2 separate regions of the Homo sapiens genome follow, and region 2 is linked to region 1. The links are chromatin loops, found by intact Hi-C in ENCODE. Cell type or tissue: PC-9. All regions are shown on one strand. Each heading gives the region's core, and the rest is flanking DNA. Links, peaks and the distances in the headings are about the cores only.

The links. Peaks named below come from ENCODE experiments on the same cell type or tissue, not always from the same donor. Only the 100,000 strongest peaks of a DNase experiment are listed, where the experiment ranks them.
Region 2: it touches region 1 in a loop (6-fold over the local background); 3 of 110 quality-filtered maps call a loop at or near these places.

The regions. Positions count from the first base shown.
Region 1 is chr17:15,979,908-15,982,711 of GRCh38, reverse strand. It overlaps ZSWIM7 (zinc finger SWIM-type containing 7), which reads left to right. Exons shown (of 5, transcript NM_001042697.2): 4 at 1,568-1,672. Among named protein-coding and RNA genes, the nearest start is that of ZSWIM7, 18 kb to the left of the region's middle. RefSeq lists an enhancer at 1-609. In PC-9, for the core only: no CTCF peak of the experiment used is centred there; DNase peaks (open chromatin) are centred at 331, 671 and 1,231; H3K4me3 peaks cover 313 bases; H3K27ac peaks cover 2,500 bases.
Region 2 is chr17:15,891,810-15,894,613 of GRCh38, reverse strand. It overlaps a transcript of ADORA2B not described here. Among named protein-coding and RNA genes, the nearest start is that of ADORA2B, 52 kb to the left of the region's middle. In PC-9, for the core only: no CTCF peak of the experiment used is centred there; DNase peaks (open chromatin) are centred at 753, 1,403 and 1,793; H3K4me3 peaks cover 2,098 bases; H3K27ac peaks cover 2,500 bases.

The DNA of each region.
Region 1 (2,804 bases), core at 141-2,640:
CCACTGTACTCCAGCCTGGATGACAGAACAACATCCTGTCTCCAAAAAACAAAAATTAAAAAAAAATGTTAATAAAAGCTGTACTGGGATAACTGCATTATATGAACCACTGAAAATGTGACAAAAGCACAGCAGTGGAACCTGCTGTTTGTTCTTGCAGTCAAACCATACCTGTAGCTTTATTCTCTGTGGGTAAGAAAGATTAAAGAATCCTAGGAGTGCTAACATTGTAATTCAAAAAAAATTTAAAAGTCCTTGCTTTTTCATTTAGATTGCCATCTGAGAGCCTAAAAGTGCTTTGAAGGCTGTGTGGCAAATTCCTAAGTGGCAGTTCATTATAAAATCACCCTCAGGACATTTCTGCTTCCCTCAGATACTAATAATAATCTTACGCCTCCAGGTGGGAAGTTAACTCTAGGAATGAAGACCTCAACAAAAAGTTTTTGGCTGCTTGGTGGTAGAGAGACTTAAACAAAGGATTTCTCCAGCAAATTTGTGCGATCATACTACAGATGTGTCTTGTTTCTCCTGTACCTCTCCTTTTTGTCCCTCTTGACCACCACCAAGACTGTTAGACTGTGCCTCTTATCAACCCACTATGTATCAGTGTCCTCCTTCCATCCTGCTAGATGAGTAGGCAGATCTGGGCCTGCCTCTTTTCCTGAGACCTCCATCCTGAACAGCTGAGTCATTCCTTTCGCAAGGGTCTTTGCTTTATTTATTCTCTCTGCTCTCAAATGCTTTTCAAAAGCCTCTTCCCAGTTTCTTCTTTTGTTCTTCTGTGACCTATCTTTATTTTAGAGATGGGATCTTTGTCACCCAGGCTGCAGTGCAGTGGTGCAGTCACAGCTCACTGCAGCCTTGACCTCCCAGGCTCAAGCAGTCCTCCCTTCTCAGCCTCCTGAGTAGCTGGGACTACTGGCATGTGCCACCATACCTGACTTTAAAAAAATTTTTTTTTCTATAGAAACGAGGTCTCACCATGTTGCCCATGCTGGTCTTGAACTCTGGGGGGGGTCAAGTGATCCTCCCACCTCGACCTCCCAAAGTGCTGGGATTACAGGCTTTGAGCCACCACACCCGGCCTGAGACTTATCTTACTCCTGCCCTGCTACTGACCCTTTGCCTGTTTTTACTCTCTCTTTAGGTATGTAGGAAGCTTTAGAAATTTATACACCTGCTGTGAAATACCAAAGGTTAAGAACCCCCACAATAAAATGTAGATGAGAGATTCCCCCCCCCCACTTCCTTCTTATTACAGTCAGCCCATAGAGTGGGCCCCATGAATCACTAGGCGTAGGAACAGAATGGTTTATGTGGTTGGTTGAACTAATCTGAAACTCTTCAGTTCCTTTATATGCTGTCCTAAAGGTGAGCACTGAGAGGTGAGGAAGGGAGAGTCTGTACACTGGAGGAAGAGAAGTTGTTTCCTCTTTTATGTAAAACATTACTGCAGTTCTTCTCGGTGCAATTTGCAGAGCAACTCTGAGTCTACATAAATAAAAAGGGAAAGAGGTGGTTTTTCCAGCACATCTGAGGTCTGATCCCATCTATCCTTTCTTTGTAGGTCCTTGGAAGTTCCAGTAAAACATACACATGTTTGGCTTCTTGTCATTACTGTTCATGTCCTGCATTTGCATTCTCAGTGCTACGGAAGAGTGACAGCATCCTGGTGAGGATGGGGAAGACTCTTCCCACTGTAGTTGAATGTAGAGAGAAATTGCCCTTACTTTGTGGTTTAACTATTCTACAAAATGGGAATCTTATTATATGTTGAAACAAATGGTAGTTTTTTGTCTTTGTCTTCAGTTAGTCACCTCTTAGGGGTTTAGCCTCTCAAAATGCAATGTCATTTTTAGAACTGCATCAATTTCCTGAATTTTTATGTAAAAGATCATGAGTGAAGCTTTGAGAAGGAAAAAAAGGGAATCCCAGAAGTGGGCACTGGGGAATTAGATGGCCCCATAAAAATATGAACTAAATTCGATGTTGACAACTTTGCATATCCTACTTTCAGCCATGTGGTATATCTTTGCACTACCTGTGAGACAGCCTGACACCACACTTGACCTTCACATGGGGCATGAGTACCTTCACCTATTCCTTTAAGCCTTTGCCAATTTCATCAGAGTCCAGACCATGAAGCAGAAACAGGACATACTCACACACACCTTATTCCAAAGGAAAAAACACTACCTTCCTGAAAGCAGGCAGCTGTTTTCTAAGTCTTGCGAAAGAAGAAAATAATGATGTCCACTCCATTCTTTCCCTTTCTTTTACACTGTTAACTTCTTAAACATCTTGGGACCTGGCTGGCAAGTTGGGTATAGCATTGTCCAAGAGGCCACATTCGTAACTGATGTGCCCTAAGTGTATCTCAACTGCAAGAGACAGGATTGAACCAAAACCCCTTCAAGATCTAAAGCTGTGTTCTCTGACATCAGATTCAACGCAATCATCTCCCCAGAGGTGTGTACAGGCCAATATATGCAAGAGTTTTGCCACTACTCCCCGCCCCCCAACCCCAGAAGTATAACACAGTAGTTAAGAGAGTAGCCTAGACCAGCCGCCTCGTCCGGGAGGTGAGGGGCGCCTCTGCCCGGCCGCCCCTACTGGGAAGTGAGGAGCCCCTCTGCCCGGCCAGCCGCCCCGTCCGGGAGGGAGGTGGGGGGGTCAGCCCCCCGCCCGGCCAGCCGCCTCGTCCGGGAGATGAGGGGCACCTCTGCCCGGCTGCCCCTACTGGGAAGTGAGGAGCCCCTCTGCCCGGCCAGCCGCCCCGTCCGGGAGGGAGGTGGGGGGTTCAG
Region 2 (2,804 bases), core at 305-2,804, 88 kb after region 1:
TGCGTTGCTACCACTCTCGTGGTTACTGGGTGAGGCCAAACCTGAGCCATGGAAGCTCTGCAGGCCCTGCCCCCTTGGACTCCCTGGATCAGCACAGCCTCCCTGGCCCCACTAACTGCATCCAGCCAACCAGCTTTCTTCCATGTCCTTGACCACACCAAGGTGTTTCCTGGCTGCAGCTACTCCTTCGCCCTGGCTCTGCACTGCTGCCTCCTCCACCTTCTGACACCGATTTTGACATCACTGCCACTGTCTCCCCTCATCTAAATGTGATCCCTGTCACTGACTCTCACAGCACTGAGTTTCTCTCTGGGCTCTTTGACGACTTATCCTTGTTCATTAATAACTTTACTTGTTATAAAGTCTACCGCTTGCTTGTCTGTGTAGTTCAGGAGGGCATGACAGTTCAGAGTTCATGAGTTCAGAGAACATGTCTCTTGTTGACTGCTGTCTTATTATGGTGCCCAGTCCTTGGCAAGAAATTCTTGAGTGACCGAGTGTAGGGCCCAGCACAGCATTTTCCAAAGTATGTTCTGTGGGACATATTGTAGGATGTTCTAGGTCAGGGGTTGACAAACTGCTGCCCATGGGCCAAATCTGGCTTATAGCCTGTTTTCATATAATAAACTTTTGTTGGGACACAGCCATGCCCATTCATTTACAAAGTGTTGAAGGCCTCTTTAGCCCAATGGTAGAGTTGAATAGTTGTGACTGAGACCAACTGACCCCTGATCCTATTACGTGGCCCTTAACAGGGAAAATCTGCCAACACTTGTTATGGTGATTGTAGTAAAATAAACAAACCTAAGTAAAGAGGTTATGTGGATCTGCGCTATGTTGGGTTAAACAGTCACACAGATTTCTTAATGTAGGACTTCTTGAAGTCTTTAATGTGTTAATAGACACTGTGCTGTCTACAAATGTCATGTAATATACAGTGCTCCAGCAGGGAATGTTTTGTTGGTGCTTGCTGGTTCTTTGGAATAGGCTTTGAAAAATGCTGGCCAAGGTCTTGAAACACGAAGGTGAGATTCCAGCAGGGCTTTCTCTGGAAAGCAGTGAAAGGAACTTATCAGTAGCTACAGCAGGGAGGAAGAAAGGGAGGAGGGAGGGAGGGAGGGAGGGAAGGAAGGAAGGAAGGAAGGGCTGATTATCTTAAGGGTCTGGAGTGTGGTGTCCACTCTGAATGATAACATTTAGAATTTATGTACAAGATTTATTGGGAGGAAAAAGCAAAAACAGAAAGAAACTTAACATTATTTTTCCCCAGGGAAATGGTAGTTACTCATTGCAAATTATCTCTAACTTTCCCTAGGATATAAATACCTTAGAGATATTTCTCAGTAGGATATGGGACTTTTTGATAGAAGGAAGTCTCAGATATAAAAAAGGTTAACATTCCAAGCATCTCCAAAACCGGTTAGGTCTCTAGGAGAGCTTAAACAAATATTGTGTAATACACAGAATTTTATTTCCCTCAATGCAGCAAAAGTCATTTGAGAAAAATGAAGATATTGAATTGCACATGGGAAGGTAAAATCCTAATTTTAGTGCATATACAAGAATATCTTCCCAGAGTGTTGAGGTTGTATTAAAGTTCCAGACGGGGGAATGTAGAGACAGTACTCATGAATAATGCAGCAGGACGGGGTAAAGCAAAACCGCACAGCCCACGACATTTGCTTCTAGAAGATGCTTTCGCTTGCCTTGATTGCCTGGTTACTTGCCTTGCCTTGGTTACTAACATTTCATAAAGACATCAATCACTGTCGGGGAGAAGCTGCAGGGTACACACTGAATTGTGTACTGTGCTAAATTCCACTGAGGACACAGTTGGATTCATGGCTGCATTCCCAGTACTTCTTCACCTTTGCCGAGGTCCTCTAGGTGCCTCCATGAGGTGTCTATTAATGAATTGACTCTGTGTACACTAACTGCTAAAGTCAAAAAAAAAAAAAAGAAAGAAAGAAAAAAAGAAAAAAGCAAAGCTTCTTGGGAAAGAGGCAGGACACTAATTAGAAAATGCTGTATGGGCCAGGCGTCATGGCTCATGCCTATAATCCCAGCAGTTTGGGGGACCGAGTCAGTCGGATCACTTGAGGTCAGACGTTCAAGACCAGCCTGGCCAACATGATGAAAAAATTCGGCCGAGCACGGTGGCTAACACCTGTAATCCCAGCACTTTGGAAGGCCAAGGCGGGTGGATCACCTGAGGTCTGGAATCTGAGACCAGCCTGGTCAACAGGGCAAAAACCCTGTCTCTATTAAAAATACAAAAATTAGTCAGGCGTGGTGGTGCCTGTCTGTAATCCAGCTACTCAGAAGGCTGAGGCAGGAGAATCGCTTGACCCTGGGAGGCAGAGGTTGCAGTGAGCCTAGATCACGCCACTGCACTCCAGCCTGGGCGACAAGAGTGAAACTCTATCTCAAACTCTGTCTCAAAAAAAATATTTGGCCAGGCGCAGTGGCTCACGCCTGTAATACCAGCACTTTGGGAAGCAGGGGTGGACGGATCACCTGAGGTCAAGAGTTCAAGACCAGCCTGGCCAACATGGGGAAACCTCGTCTCTACTAAAAGTACAAAAAAAAAAAAAAAAATTAGCTGGGCATGGTGGTGCATGCCTGTAGTCCCAGCTACTGGGGAAGGCTGAGGCAGAAGAATTGCTTGAACCTAGCAGGTGGAGGTTGCAGTGAGCCAAGATCATACCACTGAACTCCAGCCTAGGCGACAGAGGGAGATTCCATCTCAAAAAAAAAAAAAAAAAAAAGCTGGGCATTGTGGCGCACGCCTGTAATCCCAGCTA